Regions from separate parts of the Homo sapiens genome. Here region 2 is linked to region 1. Evidence: chromatin loops called from intact Hi-C (ENCODE). Cell type or tissue: natural killer cell. All regions are shown on one strand.

What was found. A loop is a pair of places that touch in the nucleus more often than their neighbours do. Peaks named below come from ENCODE experiments on the same cell type or tissue, not always from the same donor. Only the 100,000 strongest peaks of a DNase experiment are listed, where the experiment ranks them.
Region 2: a loop joins it to region 1, with 2.3 times the contacts of the local background. A loop is called at or near these places in 2 of 110 quality-filtered maps.

The regions. Positions count from the first base shown.
Region 1 is chr16:21,635,981-21,643,980 of GRCh38, forward strand. The region is part of intron 4 of METTL9 (methyltransferase 9, His-X-His N1(pi)-histidine); the gene reads left to right. IGSF6 (immunoglobulin superfamily member 6) reads right to left here. Exons shown (of 6, transcript NM_005849.4): 4 at 7,568-7,618; 5 at 7,094-7,174; 6 at 3,570-5,613. The coding sequence ends at 5,554. It also overlaps the pseudogene RNU6-1005P and the pseudogene RNU6-196P. Among named protein-coding and RNA genes, the nearest start is that of IGSF6, 13 kb to the right of the region's middle. In natural killer cell, CTCF peaks have their summits at 4,894 (motif pointing left) and 5,094; DNase peaks (open chromatin) are centred at 2,781 and 4,881; H3K27ac peaks cover 318 bases.
Region 2 is chr16:21,517,126-21,525,125 of GRCh38, forward strand. It overlaps the pseudogene SLC7A5P2. Among named protein-coding and RNA genes, the nearest start is that of MIR3680-1, 15 kb to the left of the region's middle. RefSeq lists silencers at 619-785, 3,041-3,700 and enhancers at 2,947-3,680, 3,681-4,413, 4,414-5,148, 6,616-7,348. In natural killer cell, no CTCF peak of the experiment used is centred here; DNase peaks (open chromatin) are centred at 913, 2,062, 3,096, 3,406 and 1 weaker place; H3K4me3 peaks cover 2,842 bases; H3K27ac peaks cover 2,051 bases.

The DNA of each region.
Region 1 (8,000 bases):
CACAAAGACTGAGAAAAATTGGATTTAGTGGCCTTTACTGATGCATTCTCAAAAACCTGTTAGAGTCCTAAGCATTCTCCTGTTAGTATTGGGACCTTACCTGTGTCCTATAAAGATGTTGTGCCTCAAAAATGAAGTGGAGGGCCATACCCTGAGGGAGGGAAGGGATCTCCAGGGTTGGAAGAGTGACACCTTTTGTCCTCACTTATATGAATAGGAAGGATACAATTTCTGAGGCTCCCCATATCCTAGCTTCAGGAATAGCATTTGTTAGGCCTGCTTTTCTAAGGAGGGATCCTAAAATTCCAGAGTTCCCCCTATGACGGGGCTTTGGGCAAAAATTATGTCTTTCTGATTGGTGAGCCCAGGTGCCTAAAGAAGGGAGTAGACTCCTGGAGTTTATACTAGAAATCATCCTCATAGGAGAAACTGGAAAAGCACCAGAGACAGGGAGTGATTTTGAGAAGTGGGACTAGCCTCAGAGACTCCAAGAGGTGAGAGGAAGTTTGTCTGACAGGCGTTAGGACCCAGGAGGCAAGGGTCAGGGTAGATAGAATAGATGGGCTAGTCTCGCTTGGGCGACATTGAGAGTTCTGCTCATGGCCGCAGGGTCAACCAACTTCTTGTTGGGACCCCGGAGCTGAATGGCTTTCCTCTCTGTCGACCCTCGGTTCAGCCCAGAAGTACTGGAAAGGCGGAAGCTGGTTCCAGGCCAACCACCGCTCCCAACTCTGAAGAGTCGGGGGTTGTTAGCCCTTTCCCAGAAAGCCTGACACCCATGTCTTTAGCCCGGTGGCTGCGCTAATCACTTTTAACTGGCTGACAGGTGCCCAGTATTTAGCCCCCGAACTCTAAGGAAAAATAGGACAGAATAGCAAGTGAAAAGGGTCCGATGGTACTTACCGCTTGGCGATAGGCGATAGTCTCACCACTTGGCGATAGGTGATAGTCCCATCTGGGTCGCCAAAATGTGTCTGGAATTGGTGGGTTCTTGGTCTCGCTGACTTCAGGAGTGAAGCTGCAGACCTTTGCAGTGAGTATTACAGCTCTTAAAGGTGGCACGGACCCAAAGAGTGAGCAGCAGCAAGATTTATTGCGAAGAGTGAAAAAACAAAGCTTCCACAGTATGGAAGGGGACCCGAGCGGGTTGCTGCTGCTGGCTCTGTTGGCCTGCTTTTATTCCCTTATCTGGCCCCACCAACATCCTGCTGATTGGTCCATTTTACAGAGAGCTGATTGGTCCATTTTACAGAGCACTGATTCGTCCGTTTTGACAGAGCGCTGATTTGTGTGTTTACAAACCTTTAGCTAGACACAGAGTGCTGATTGGTGCGTTTAGAATCCTTTAGCTAGACACAAGTTCTCCAAGTCTGCTACCCGGCTAGCTAGACACAGAGCGCTGATTGGTGTATTTATAAACCATTAGCTAGACACAGAGCACTGATTGGTGCGTTTACAAACCTTTAAGTAGACACAGAGTGCTGATTGGTGCATTTACAAACCTTTAGCTAGACAGAAAAGTTCTCCAGGTCCCCACCCGACTCAGAAGCCCAGCCAGCTTCACCTCTCAATGGCACTGGCTGCGGGACTTTGTGGCACCTAGCCTGGGCACTCCAGCAGCCCAGAGGGAGCTTGTCCCCTGATTAAGCCCAGCAGGCACCAGCCAGTGGCACCGAGTGCTGGGCCTGCTGAGCCCGTACACACCCGGAACCTGTGCTGGCCCGCGTGCGCTGCGCGCAGCCCGGCTCCTGCCCGTGCCTCTCCCTCCACACTTCCCCGCGAGCAGAGAGCCAGTCCGGCCTCGGCCAGCCACAGAGAGGGGTCCCCACAGCACAGCGGCGGGCTGAAGTGCTCCTTGAGTGCGGTCAGAGCGGACACCGAGGCCGAGGAGGCGCTGAGAGCGAGCGAGGGCTGCTAGCACATTGTCACCTCTCAATAAGCCACTCAGTCTATGGTAATTTGTTTTTGCAGCTCGAAGTAAAACAAGTTGTTTCAGTATTAATTCTTTTTTAATTGTCATAGGAAACCCAAATCTAAACAGAAAGTTACAGCTTAGGCTGGGTGCGGTGGCTTATGCCTGTAATCCTAGCATTTTGGGAGGCCAAGGTGGGCAGATCACCTGAGGTCAGGAGTTTGAGACCAGCCTGGCCAACAGAGTGAAACCCCATCTCTACTAAAAATACAAAAATTAGCCAGGCATGGTGGCAGATGCCTATAATCCCAGCTACTCAGGAGGCTGAGGCAGGAGAATCACTTGAACCCTGGAGGCAGAGGTTGCAGTGAGCCGAGATCACGCCATTGTACTCCAGCCTGAGCGTCAAGAGCAAAACTCCATCTCAAGAAGAAAGAAAAAGTTGCAGTTTAATTCTTTTCTGGATGCTCAGATAGCAGGACAATTAGTACTGTTGGGGTTTGTTGAATGGTCTTTATGGAAAGGGGTGAAGCTTCATGGTGAGGGACTGAAGTATGCTACATATCTCAATTTAAATGCTGAAGGAACATTTTTCTATAGAAACATTGTTCAATTGCATTTATAGAAGGCATTTGAGGGCCTACTGTGTACCAAGTGGAAATATAAAGATAAATGAGAATCACGCTTTTGCTCTTAAAACACAGAATAGTACACAATATAGATAGAAACAGATAATGGCAGGAAATTGTGGTAAGAAATATGTCAAACTAAGTACTGAAGAATTAGAGACGAATAGATCTGTTAGCCTGTGGGTGAGTTAGGGAAGGTTTCATGTTGAGGTGAGCTGTGTTTGTAGTCTGAAGCATTTTACCAGGCTGAGGGGAACAGCATGTGCAAAAGCATGAAGGTGTGAGTAAGGTTTGTGTGGGGGTGGAGCAAGTTCAGTATGACCCGAGGATAGTTTGCAAAAGAGGCCTTTGATTGTATAGTGTAGCACTCAGTAAATAGTGTTGGCGCCTGAAATCAATGACTGTACATCCCAAACTAATCTCAAAGCTATTTCCTTTTGGTGTGGGTTTGGTTTTGTTGTTAATTTTGAAATATACTTTTGAACACTGAAATCTCTGAAACTGCTAAGATCTCTAGAAGTGTAATTGGGAAAGAAACTTGCTTGTAGCTTTAACAAAATAAGAAACTCTTCCCAAATAAAACTTATTTTGAAGTTTGAAAATATATACTTTTGGTGAGATAGATGAATAAATGAATGAATACTGTGTATACACCAGATATTCTTATATAAGACCTAGAGGAATGGAACTCTTTGCGAAAGTATATTCCGTATTTCAGCTTCAAAATCAATCTTTGAAACACGGTCCTTGCTTACATGGGAAAGGCATATTGTGAGTCAAATACTAGTTTATCTGAGGGATTTTGTCTCCTGGTTAGACAATGAACAGTGTATTTTCAGTCCTGGAATTCAGTACCAAAATGTAATGACTCCCAGAAATGAAAAGCAAATGATCGAATTCAACACTTCTGTTCATTTCGATGGTATTAGTGCTTGCCCTTTTTTGCAGTCTGGCTTAGAAGCTCATTACTTTACCTGAGCTAGTGGTCTCAGAGTGGGGAAGTACACACTGCAGAGTACACAAGACAGTTTATTTTGGAATATGGCAGGAAAGTATTAGCATTTTTTATTTATATTGCTGCTTATGCCATTGTTTAATTTGTTTTTGTGTATAAGGTACAAAGGTACATTTTCATGCATATACCGTATACAAAACACATGTGGCCCCACACATATACACATGTGCACTCACGTGTACACACAGATACACACAAAAAAATGAGGTTCCATGCTGCCTCCTTTCCCCTGCCCATTTTTCTGGGCACATAGGATCAGGAAAGTTTGATATCACTGATTTAAACCATCAATGCAAAAACACTTTCAAAGGAATCTTAAAATATTTAACAATTCTAAGTTTTATAAAGAATACACCTTAGGCAATACCAGTTTAAAAGAAACACTTTATTTTATTTATTTATTTATTTATTTATTTATTTTTGAGACAGTCTTGCTCTGTCACCTAGGCTGGGGTGCAGTGGCGTGATCTCAGCTCACTGCAACCTCCGCATCCTGGGTTCAAGTGATCTCCTGCCTCAGCCTCCCAAATAGCTGGGATTACAGGTGTGTGCCACCAAACCCCGCTAAATTTTTTTGTATTTTTAGTAGAGACGGGTTTCATCATGTTGTTCAGGCTGGTCTCGAACTCCTGATCTCATGATTCACCTGCCTCAGCCTCCCAAAGTGTTGGGATTACAGGCGTGAGCCACCACACCCGGCCTAAAAGAGACACTTTAATGAAATAAACATAGTAGGTTGTAAGGTTGTAATTTGTGTCTAATAATGAATGCATACTTATGGGCACTTTAGATTTTTTTATACCAAAGTAGCTTTCAAAGGACAATTTATATCATGTTTTCTTAGTGAAGTGGTAATGAATTCCATAAATATCCTTGTACCATGCCTCCTATCTGACATTTCCCTCCTAAATTGGTTAAAAATCAGTATTATAGACTGTGCGCGGTGGCTCACGCCTGTAATCCCAGCACTTTGGGAGGCCATTTCAGGCAGATCATCTGAGGTCTTGAGTTTGAGACCAGCCTGGCCAACATGGTGAAACCCCGTCTCTACTAAAAATACAAAAAAAAAAAAAAAAAAAAATTAGCCGGGCGTGGTGGTGCGTACCTGTAATCCCAGCTACTTGGGAAACTGAGGCAGAAGAATGGCATGAACCCGGGAGGTGGAGGTTGTAGTGAGCCGAGATTGCACCACTGCACTCCACCCTGGGCAACAGAACGAGACTCTGTCTCAAAAAAAAAAAAAAAAGAAAAGAAAAAAAATCAGTATTACAAACGTGCTTGTAAAGTAGATGTGTTGCCCACATCTTCCCTGGTGCTGTTATTTGGCACAACACTGACATCTAGAGTCCGTTGTGGCTTATTTGTTCTGAAGTTACCTCTGTTTAACCTTCAGCTTTGGATTTTCTGTATTTTGGCTTTTATGGTCTTACTCTAGCCACTATATTATTCTCATTTTGCTGATAGCATGATGTAAGTTACTTTGCATACCCTGGCAGGCAAATGTGCGTTACCCCACTGCCCCATTACAACATCAGAGGAAATAACTTTACTAAGGTGCTTTTCAAAATGAATGTCTCTAACTCAAATTTTGTCACGTTGTCCCTCCCAACTTATTTTAATTGTGCCATGATTTCCACAAACCATAAAGGTGATTCTTCCACTCAAGACTGAGGCACATGGTTTGGCTTCAGATCTTCAGGATGGCAGTCATCACACATCTCATGTTGAATGAAACAGACTCAGGATACAAGTTTAAAATAGAATTTTTTTTCTTGGCAAATTTGGAAGGTATTTTTCAGTTGCATTTTGTTGGGTTTTAGTATTTTGGTAATGACTATTAGTTATAGTTTCCTTACATTCTGACATCCTTCTTTGTAGCCAGTTGTCTTTTCAGTTTACCTTTATTTTTTTTTAAGACCTGATGATATATGTTCATTAACACTGCCATAGCTCCTGGAGTTGGATTTTCAGTGACTTCATTGAAAATTAAAACGTTTCTATGGCCTTTCATAGTTGGAAAGTACTCTTCTGTTTTCATAAGTGTTGTTATCTTTCTCCTGCAATAATAAATAAATAGAAAGCCATGTTTAAGGTTATGTAACCAATGAAGCCAACTGCCAAGGAACATGCAAACCACTGGGCCATCTTGGATTCTGGGTCCTAAGTGTCCATATGGTAATCTTAAAGGCCAGATTACCGTTTTCCCCATCCGTATTTAGAGTAGGATGTGGGAACTGAAAAATACTTTTTTTTTTTGTTTGGATGCTACTGTCAAAATCGTGGCTGGGAGCTTTACAATTCTCACTTCTAAGACTGCTTTCAGGCCACATACCTCGGCCTTGTTGTTGAAAACATGTCCCAGCCTCAGAAAGAAAAATGATTTGTAATTACTCAGCATGGCATCTTAGTAATTAGACCACCTATCTTTATGTATTCATATATACACTGTAGGATGAAACGACTACTTAGACAATATTCTTTCCTTGGCAAAAATCCTTTGTGAAAGTTAGATTTTTAGCGCTTGCTTTGGCAGCACATACACTAAAATTGGAACAATATAGAGAAGATTAGCATGGCCCCTGGGCAAGGATGACACACAAGTTCGTGAAGCGTTCCATATTTTTTTAAAAAGAAAACAATTAAAGTAAAAGTTGGACTTAAAAAAATCGCCTTATTTCAGTCTCCTGATGCATTTGCCCTCTTGGCTGCTGTTTAAGAGGAAAATATCTTTACTAGTTTATCAGTTCAGCTTATTTTGTGCTCGCTTTGGCAGCACTTACACTAAAATTGGAATGATACAGAGAAGATTAGCATGGCCCCTACACAAAGATGACATGCAAATTTGTGAAGCATTCCATAAATTTTAAAAAATAAATAAAAATAAATTAACCTTATTTTGTATACATTTTAGCTTATTTGAGCTATCTCATCATGCATCATGGAAACAAAGTATCTGTTCTATTGGCATTAAGATAATATTTTGTTTGAAGAACCTGTTTATATAAGACTTTAAAGGAATACTTTCAGGATGTATTATAGATATACATGTATTCTTTTCAGTTCAACTCCAGACACTGGAGAAATACTTGTTTTTTAATATCATTAGCTGCATCTTTTCTAATGTGAATTTATTTTTGCCTTATAAGTAACAAGTAATTTTTTTTCATAATTTGACCCACAAACATTTGCAGTATCTACTGAACGCCTACCACTGCATGCAGGATACTGTACAGAGTAGCTTTTAATCTATCCTTTTAAAGCATCATTGTCTGTATTGAAAACATTGCTCGTGTCTAATGTGTTTCTGAAAGTTTCCATGTCACTAAGATGCCAGCCTGGGGCTATTTAATATTGTATCAGATGTCTTTTGTTATGTATTTATTAAAACAGGTTCTATATAAAAATACATTCTTGTGAAAGTTCTCTTTCAGACTCTTCTGAAGGAAAACATGGTTCTTGACAGCTCCTTGGCAGCTTAGTTTTTTCAAACGTGCTTTATATCTGTATTTACATTTTTTTTTGACATTTTACACTTACAGATTGCTGATTTGTTTCCACATGTCTCTTATGGTATAGTTCTTGAGCAATTTCCTGAAAAATACGCCGAGCACTCTTCTTCTATAAAGACAAATGAGAAAAAAAAATTCTCTTTTGGGAATATAAGCGATGATAACGACGCATCATCAGAACTTTTCTTGCTCTATTGCCACCGGTCCCAAAAACTACCCCCTCCCCCAACACATATGTGCCTACAGTTAACTCTTTTGTATTTGAGAACTTTAAATATAATTTATGGTTGAGAACTGTCCAATTTAAGTCACAGTTTACCCCTTGAGATTATTTTGTCATTGAGTTTCTCAACAATAGGAAATAGTGTCTGCAGTTGAAAGTTACCTTGATATTCTGTTTAAACTTAACATTTAAATATTTAAAAGCTAAAAAATATTTCAGTTTTGAAATCGTTACAACCAGCCACAATTTAAAAAATATTTTTCAAGTGTTGGTCTGTACCTTTTGTGAGTCTTCTTTTATTTCTTTGTTTCTTAGAGGGTTGGATTTTGACTGCCAAGAAGAGAAGGAAAGTCTATGAAACATTTTATGTACTCATAACAATGGTGGCAGATATCTCATGCCCTAATAAGATTAAACTAACTTAATATTTAAGTGATATACAATGAGACTTAATTTTTACATCATTTTTGAGATGCTTTTACTCCATTAAAAACTAATTGAACAAACTGACGTTGATTGTAGGATTTATAGTAATCCTAACACAATGGTATACATCTCCCTTCTTATACACATAGCCAAAAGGTATTCTTTTTTAATAACTTTAGCCCTTTTTGAAGATTTTAAGGCGGCTTTTAGTTTCTTCATCAACCCATTTTTGTTCTTAAAGACTGTTCTTAAGGCTTTCGTAGATAACAGTAATATCTCGCCCTCC
Region 2 (8,000 bases), 120 kb before region 1:
GGAACATGGCAAAACCATTTTAGGCTTAAAAAAAAGGTGGAGAACAAGTTGTACATTATGATCTTTTAAATAAATAGGCCAGCGATATATTTGTAACAGAAGCAGCTCTGGAAGCGTACACTGTCAGCCACAGAAACTCTGGGGCTGGGGGGTGGTAAAGGAGGAGAAATGTGTCACCCAGGCAGGAGCTTAGTGGCACCATCTTGGCTCCCAAGTTCAAGCAGTTCTCCTGCCTCAGCCTCCGAGTAGCTGGGACTACAGGTGTGCGCCGTCACGCCCAGCTGATTTTTGCTTTTTTTTTTTGAGACAGAGTTTCGCCTTGTTGCCCAAGCTGGAGTGCAGTGGTGCGATCTCAGCTCACTGCAACCTCCACCTCCTGGGTTCTAGTGATTCTCCTGCCACAGCTTCCCGAGTAGCTGGGATTACAGGCATCTGCCACCACGCCTGGCTAATTTTTTGTATTTTTAGTAGAGATGGGGTTTCCCCATGTTGGCCAGGCTGGTCTCGAACTCCTGACTTCAGGTGATCCGCCTGCCTCGGCCTCCCAAAGTGCTGGGATTACAGGCATGAGCCACAGTGCCTGGCTGGTTTGAATTTTTAAATGATGATGAATTCATGTATGACTGATGTGATTTTTATTAGAAAGAGAAAACTAGGCAGCGCCCCATCCTATGTCTCCTTCCTGGTGGCCAATGAAGCATTTCCCACAACTCACTCCTGGCACCAACAGGAAGTCAGACACTCAGCACCCAGGGGCTGCTTTTTTTTTTTTTTTTTTTTTTTTTGAGACAGGCTTGCTCTGTCACCCAGGCTGGAGTGCAGTGGCAGGATCTCAACTCACTGCAAACTCCACGTCCCGGAGCATGCCTCAGACTCATAAGTAGCTGGGATTACAGGCGTGAGCCACTATGCTCAGCTAATTTTTGTATTTTTAGTAGAGATGGGGTTTCACCATGTTGGTCAGGCTGGTCTCGGACTCCTGACCTCGGTAGATCTGCCTGTCTTGGCCTCCCATAGTGCTGGGATTATAGACGTGGGCCATCACACCCAGCCAACAGGGATTCATTTTTTAAAGGTAAGAGTGCAGGCTGCATAAGCTATTATCCATGTCGTTACATACCAGGCGGGCATGTACCTAGGCGAGAGGGAGACTGAACCAGTGAAATTCTAATGACAAAAAAAAGAAATCAGTCATCCCCTACATTCACATGTCCAACGCCCAGCTGGAAGCCACAGGCTCTCCCCACTCCTGTCCTACGATTTTTCCCGGCTTTGACCTGCATGGTGGTGCGGCTGCTCCGCTCAGAGCCTCAGAGAAACCACACAGAGCCCTGCTGAGTCTTGCCCTCGGGGCATTCTCACATTTATGAAGAAATGCCTCCCCCTCCCCCTTCTCCCCAAAGTACGGTGTGGCAGAAAACAGCGCCAACAGGTCCTGCCAGTCAGAAGCCACTCCCCTGATTTCATGGCTCAAGACCCCAACTATAAATTAACCCTTCCCACCTTGAATGTGTACACACACTACTGAGATCCAGGCCGATCCTTGCCATGGGATGAACCTGAGAATTGCCAAGACCCGCCTTCCCACGCCACCCAACCAAATCATGTGGTATCTGGTACAAGTCATTTTCCCCCTGAAATCCCACAAGAAAACTATTTTGAGGCCGGGCACGGCGGCTCACGCCTGTAATCCCAGCACTTTGGGAGGCCGAGGCGGGCGGATCACAAGGTCAGGAGATCGAGACCATCCTGGCTAACACGGTGAAACCCCGTCTCTACTAAAAATACAAAAAAAATTAGCCGGGCGTAGTGGCGGGCGCCTGTAGCCCCAGCTACTCGGAAGGCTGAGGCAGGAGAATGGCGTGAACCCGGGAGGCGGGGCTTGCAGTGAGCCGAGATCGCGCCACTGCACTCCAGCCAGGGCGACAGAGTGAGACTCCATCTCAAAAAAAAAAAGAAAAGAAAAGAAAACTATTTTGAAAAGCAGTTCTCTCTGGCCTGGTGAAGAACACACCAGCACCATGCCCACCAAAATAGGAGCCCCATGGCTGTTTCCCAGAGTAACCTGGGACCCGAACCTCCATTCACTGTAACACAGACTGAATCTGCAGCCAAGCTCCGCTCTCTCACTACTGGGCAACCCTCAGGGGGGATCCCTTAGCCTAAACCAGCACCAGTCACTACCCGCACACGATTTTATTACTACTGTTTTCTTATGAGTCAGCCCGTGTCACTGATTCCTGACGAGCTGGTGTGGAGAGCAGAAATGAATAATTTTCTTTTTAACTGCAATTTCGTTTTCACCAACCAGTCAGCAATCGGAGCTTTAACAATAAACCGGTTGCTCAGTTACTCCACGTGGGTGCCACGCAAGAGGCTGGGAGTATTGCTCAGCGGGGCCAACGGGAGGCTGGCACTTGCCTGAACCGCTTAAGTGGGGGAATGAAATGCCCACCGAAGGGCAGGGCAGGGACCCTGCTGTCCCGTCACTGAAGATATTCCCAGCCTGTGGGGAGAAGTGTAAAAGAATGAATGAAAGAAACGCACTTGGTTTCTGGGACCAATGACCTTAGCCTAGAACTGCCGGGACGGTCCAGGAACGCAAAAATGTAGAGATGTGGGAGCCAGGGGCGTAGTGATGCAAGGATGCAGGGACCCAGGGACTACGACCTCCCAACCCCCGGCCCGCGCCCCGTACTCACGCACGGAGTGGCAGGCTACGAGCTTGGCTGCCTCCTCGGGCACCGGGCAGGTGGGGAAGAGCGGCTTGAGCAGGTAGGTGGCGAAGACCAGGGCCACGATGTACTGCGATGAAGGCCGGATGATGAGCAGCTCGATCCAGAGCTTGAGGAAGGCGGGCAGCGAGCCGTAGACGTCCAGCATGTAGGCGTAGTCGCCGCCCGATTTGGAGATGGTGGTGCCCAGCTCCGCGTAGCAGAGCGCGCCCACGATGGAGAAGACGCCGCACGCGGCCCACACCACCAGCGCCAGCCCCGGCGAGCCTGCCTCCTTGAGCACGCCCGTGGGCGTCACGAAGATGCCCGAGCTCATGATGGCGACCACGATGACGGCCACGCCCTTGAGTAGCGTGATGTTCCCCTGCAGGGTCACGCCCTCGCCCTCGCCTGCCGGCGCCGCGCCGTCCGCGCGCTTGGCGGCCATCATCTTCTCCCGCGCCTCTTCCTTCTCCTCGGCCACCGGGGCCGCTAGCGCGCGCCGCTTCGGGCCCGCACCCGCCATGCTCTGCTTACCGGCCGGGCCTGGGACACCCGGGAGCCGCAGCCGAGCGAGGATTGTGCGCGCCGCTCGCCGCCCGCCGCCCGCAGCTGCGTCAGGAACCCCGCCCGCGCCGCCTTTTAGGCCCCGGCCCACTGGCCCCGCCCACCGTCCGCGGCTCCTCCCCGACCCGTGGCCCGGCCGCGGCCCTCAGCCCCGCCCCCTCGACCCAGCTCGGAGCACGTGCGTCGTCCGGCCTAGCCTGGCAGGCGATTCCCAGGCCCGCGTGGTCCTCGAAGGCCCCCGTACTCCTGCGCCATGGAGACCCCGGCCTCGCGACCTACCCCCCCGGCGCCCGCGTCATCCCAGCCCGTCCTCCCGGGTGCGCCTGGGCGGGGCCTGGCAGTCAGGGCGAGCCCCTTCACCCACTGGCCCGCAGCCTCTCGTCAAGCCTGGGAGCGGGCAGTGCACCAGGGCTGGCCTGAGGCCAAGGATGGGGTTTGGGGTACCCCCCGAAGGGAACCTAGGCTCCTGTCCCGGATGGGCCGAGGGGATGGAACCGCCCCCACAACCAGCTCCTGGGGCACGGGGGAGGGATGAGAAGATGACCTGAGGGGAAGCTCCTGCAGCCTCCTTCCAGCCTGGGGGCTGCATCAATGTGGCTGGTGAGCCGCGAACTGAGACGAGGGAAGAACCGAACCGAGGCCACCCAGTAATTCCCATTGTATCCCAAAAGAATCTTGCCAAAGATGGCGATCCGGTGCCCGTAGCTTTGAGAAGCAGTAATAACACAGGCTTTGGGAAGCCAGCACTCTGCCTGAGCTCAATTTAATCAACAGAACCGGGGGTTCACCGGGAGCCATAAGACCCCCACCCCCAAATCTAGCTGGGAAATTCAAAGGCAGGCTTCAGTGTGAAGGGGCTTTAAAGCTTGTTATTCCTGGGGAATGCGAGAGGCATCTTAGCTAAAAAGGGTTGAGAGGTAATTTCAGTTAGAGGCGAGAGCAGGATGCCAAGGCTCCTAGGCCTGGAAACGGGAAGGAATATAAATACTGCCCCGAGATTGACCAGACTGGTGAGCAGCCAAAGACCTGTTCAAAGGGTGTGTGTGGGTCAGGGAGGAAGCTCCTCGGTATCCCCCCAACCCGGGGTTCCTTGGCGTGTGTCCTAACGAGTACTTGGAAGCTCACAGCAGGCATGTGGGGAGGCCTTTGTTCTGGGTGAGCGTTCAGCCTCCCAGGGCAAACACGCAAACACCGGTTGCAGAGCTGGGTGTTCACAGCAAGACAGTCTGCTGGGCAGATGCCTCTGGAATCCACAGAATTCTGAACAATAGCCGTGGTGGAGGGGGGGTCAGAATCCCTGTCGTGCTGGGACCTCTAGCTGCAGCCAGGAATGTCCAGGCCCCACCCCGGGGAGGAGGCGGCTGAGGAATGCCACGGCTTGTCATTCTGGACCTTGCTCGCCCCCCGGTATGGCAGGCATTCCTCTGCAGTGATAAAACCAAGCGAAATCTCAGCAGCCCAGGCAGCCACCGGCAGGGGAGTGCGGAGGTCGCACAGATACTAACTTGTAATCTGCCGTCCACGCTGCGGGCTGTGGAAGGTGCAGAGAGCCCTCCATCCACCCTATTCTTCCCGCTGTGCCTGCAGAGGGAAGGAGACAGTACCACCATGGCTGGACAAACTCACCGAGTGCTCACTGAGTCCTCCCCTAGATAGCTTCTTGTGCAATAGGGTAGGTGCCAGTTAGGAGCAAGGTTAGAGATTATAGGGCCAGATTTTTTGCTTAGGTTCAACTACGCAAAATAAAAATAGACTTTGCATGCATTTCAGGCACTGGGCTGACGACCGGCCACCAGGGAGGCTCCGCCCCACTTCTTAGCTTTGGCCCCAACGTTAGTCTTGTTGCTGCTCTCAGGCGTGCTCTGCGTGTGAAAGATGACTTGGAGGCTGGGCGCGGTGGCTCACGCCTGTAATGCCAGCCCTTTGGGAGACCAAGGTGGGAAAATCTCTTGAGCCCAGGAGTTCAAGACCAGCCTGGGCAACATAGGGAGACCCCGTCTCTACAAAAAATACAAAAACTAGCCCAGCGTGGTGGTGGTGCACCTGTAGTCCCAGCTGCTGGGGAGGCTGAGGTAGAAGGATCACCTGAGCTGGGGAAGGTTGAGGCTGCAGTGAGCTGAGATCACGCCACTGCACTCCAGCCTAGGCGACAGAATGAGACCGGTCTTTTTTTTTTTTTTTTTTTTTTTTTTTTGAGACGGAGTCTCGCTCTGTTACCCAGGCTGGAGTGCAGTGGCGCGATCTCGGCTTACTGCAAGCTCCGCCTCCTGGGTTCACACCATTCTCCTGCCTCAGCCTCCCAAGTAGCTGGGACTACAGGCGCTCACCACCATGCCCGGCTAATTTTTTGTATTTTTAGCAGAGACGGGGTTTCACGGTGTTAGCCAGGATGGTCTTGATCTCCTGACCTTGTGATCCCCCCGCCTCGGCCTCCCAAAGTGCTGGGATTACAGGCGTGAGCCACTGCGCCCGGCGAGACTGGTCTTGAAAAAAAAAAAAAAGATGACATGGAAGCAACAGTAGGAGCCGGGGTCAGAGTTCAGGCCCGTCCATCCGTGGATGATGGATAAACCCAGCGTAGTCCGCCATCCCTTGGAGAGTCATTCAGCTGCACACAGGAAGACGCGCTGCAATGTGCAGGACCCCTGAAAACACTGGGCTGCGTGAAAGGGTCAGTGACCACGGGTTGTATGATTCCGAGTGCACGAATGTTCAGGACAGGAGGATCCAGAGAGACGGACGAGATTCGTGGCTGCTTAGGGCGGGGGGAAGGGGCGATGGAGAGTGAGGGCTGAGTGGATGGGGTCTCTCTTTGGGGTGATAAAATGTCTTGGAACTAGATGATGGGGATGGTTGCCCAACACTGGGAGTGACTTAAACACCACGGATTTGTACGTGTTTAAATGACTAACGGTTAATGTTATGTTATGTGTGAACTATACATCCAAAAGATAAAAGCAGTTCAGGCCTAGAATCGAACGGTCCTGGGTTCAGATCTCACCTCTACCACTTGCTGGTTAATGTGGCACCAGGCGAGTGACTCGGCTCAGCTTTCAAAGTCTCAGTTTCCTCTTCTGTGAAGCAGGGAGACACCTGCGCCCGCCTCCTGGGGACCAGCAGGTAGAAGACCCTGAGCCGCTGGCATTGCCATCACTGCAGAACTGTGCTCCCAGGGCTGGCAGGTGGAGGACCCTGAGCCTCTGGTGTCATCCTCACTGCAGAACTGTGCTCCCGGGGCTGGCGGGTGGAGGACCCTGAGCTGCTGGTGTTGCCGTCACTGCCGAACTGTGCTCCCAGGGCTGGCCGAATGCCTGGCTTCCACCCTCAGACTTTCTTTCCAATGTGTGCAGAGGGAACACGGAGGGACAGCAGTTGCAGCAGCCCACACTTGCTGTGTCGGGCATGGTCTCAGTGGCTGGAGCGTGAAGATGGAGGCGGGGATGGGAGTGGGCGGCTCTGAGTCAAGGGACACCTGGAGCCCCCAGAAGCTGGAAGAGGCAGGAGGGGTCCTGGAGCCCCCGAGGGAGTCTGGCCCTGCCACCACCTTGATGTTGGCCTCTGGCCTCCGGGACTGTGAGAGAAGAAAGGGCTGTTGTCCTAAGCCCCTGTTTGCAGACAAAGGGAATAATCTCAACATTGAAAAAATATGGCCTTAATCTTTAGTGCGTAGGTGGCAAACTTACCTTCAGGATGGCAGAGACAGATCTTTTTTTCCTGTTGACAGGCATTTTAACATTTCCAGAGACACAGGAGCCAGGTTCTCCTGCTTGGCCTCTGCAGTATGAGCCAAACCTGCCTATTGTTAAGTGATTGAATGAGTTGATGCTCACCTTGAACTTTCTTCCACTCTACCCTGGATTACAAGAAGAATTCATTGCTCAGCCCACGTCCCAGCATGAGGCTGGAAGCAGCTGTGAATTTTGTAGAGACTGGAGGGCCCTGCACTCTTTGCAGCTGCCAGCTTCAGCGCTGCTTTCTTCGGCTACTTTGCCCCGCCTCTCAGTTTTGGGGACAGTGGCTGCAGGGCAGATGCCATTCAACCAGGTCAAATTTCCATGTGAGGATGGAAATTTGTAGGTTATAATTCAATTCTCTATTTTGAAAAATATCCAGGTGGATATTGTTTACCACCAAAACAATGACTTCTATTGTGTGGGCCCGAAAACCAGGCTGATGCATGCTACGGCATGGGTGTGTGGTGCCTGCTCCGTGTGTGAACCATGCTGCTCCGTGTGTGAACTGTGTCTGTTCCATGTGTGAACTGTGTCTGTTCCATGTGTGATCCATGCTGCTCCATGTGTGAACCATGTCTGTTCCATGTGTGAACTATCTGTTCCATGTGTGAACCATGTCTGTTCCATGTGTGAACCATGTCTGTTCCATGTGTGAACCATGTCTGTTCCATGTGTGATTCATGCTGCTCCATATGTGATTCATGCTGCTCCATGTGTGATCCATGCTGTTCCATGTGTGAGCCGTGTATGTTCCATGTGTGATCTGTGTCTGTTCCATGTATGGTCCATGCTGTTCCATGTGTGAACTGTGTCTGTTCCATGTGTGAACCATGTCTGTTCCATGTGTGAACTATCTGTTCCATGTGTGAACTATCTGTTCCATGTGTGAACCATGTCTGTTCCATCTGTGAACCATGTATGTTCCGTGTGTGAACCATGTCTGTTCCATGTGTGATTCATGCTGCTCCATATGTGATTCATGCTG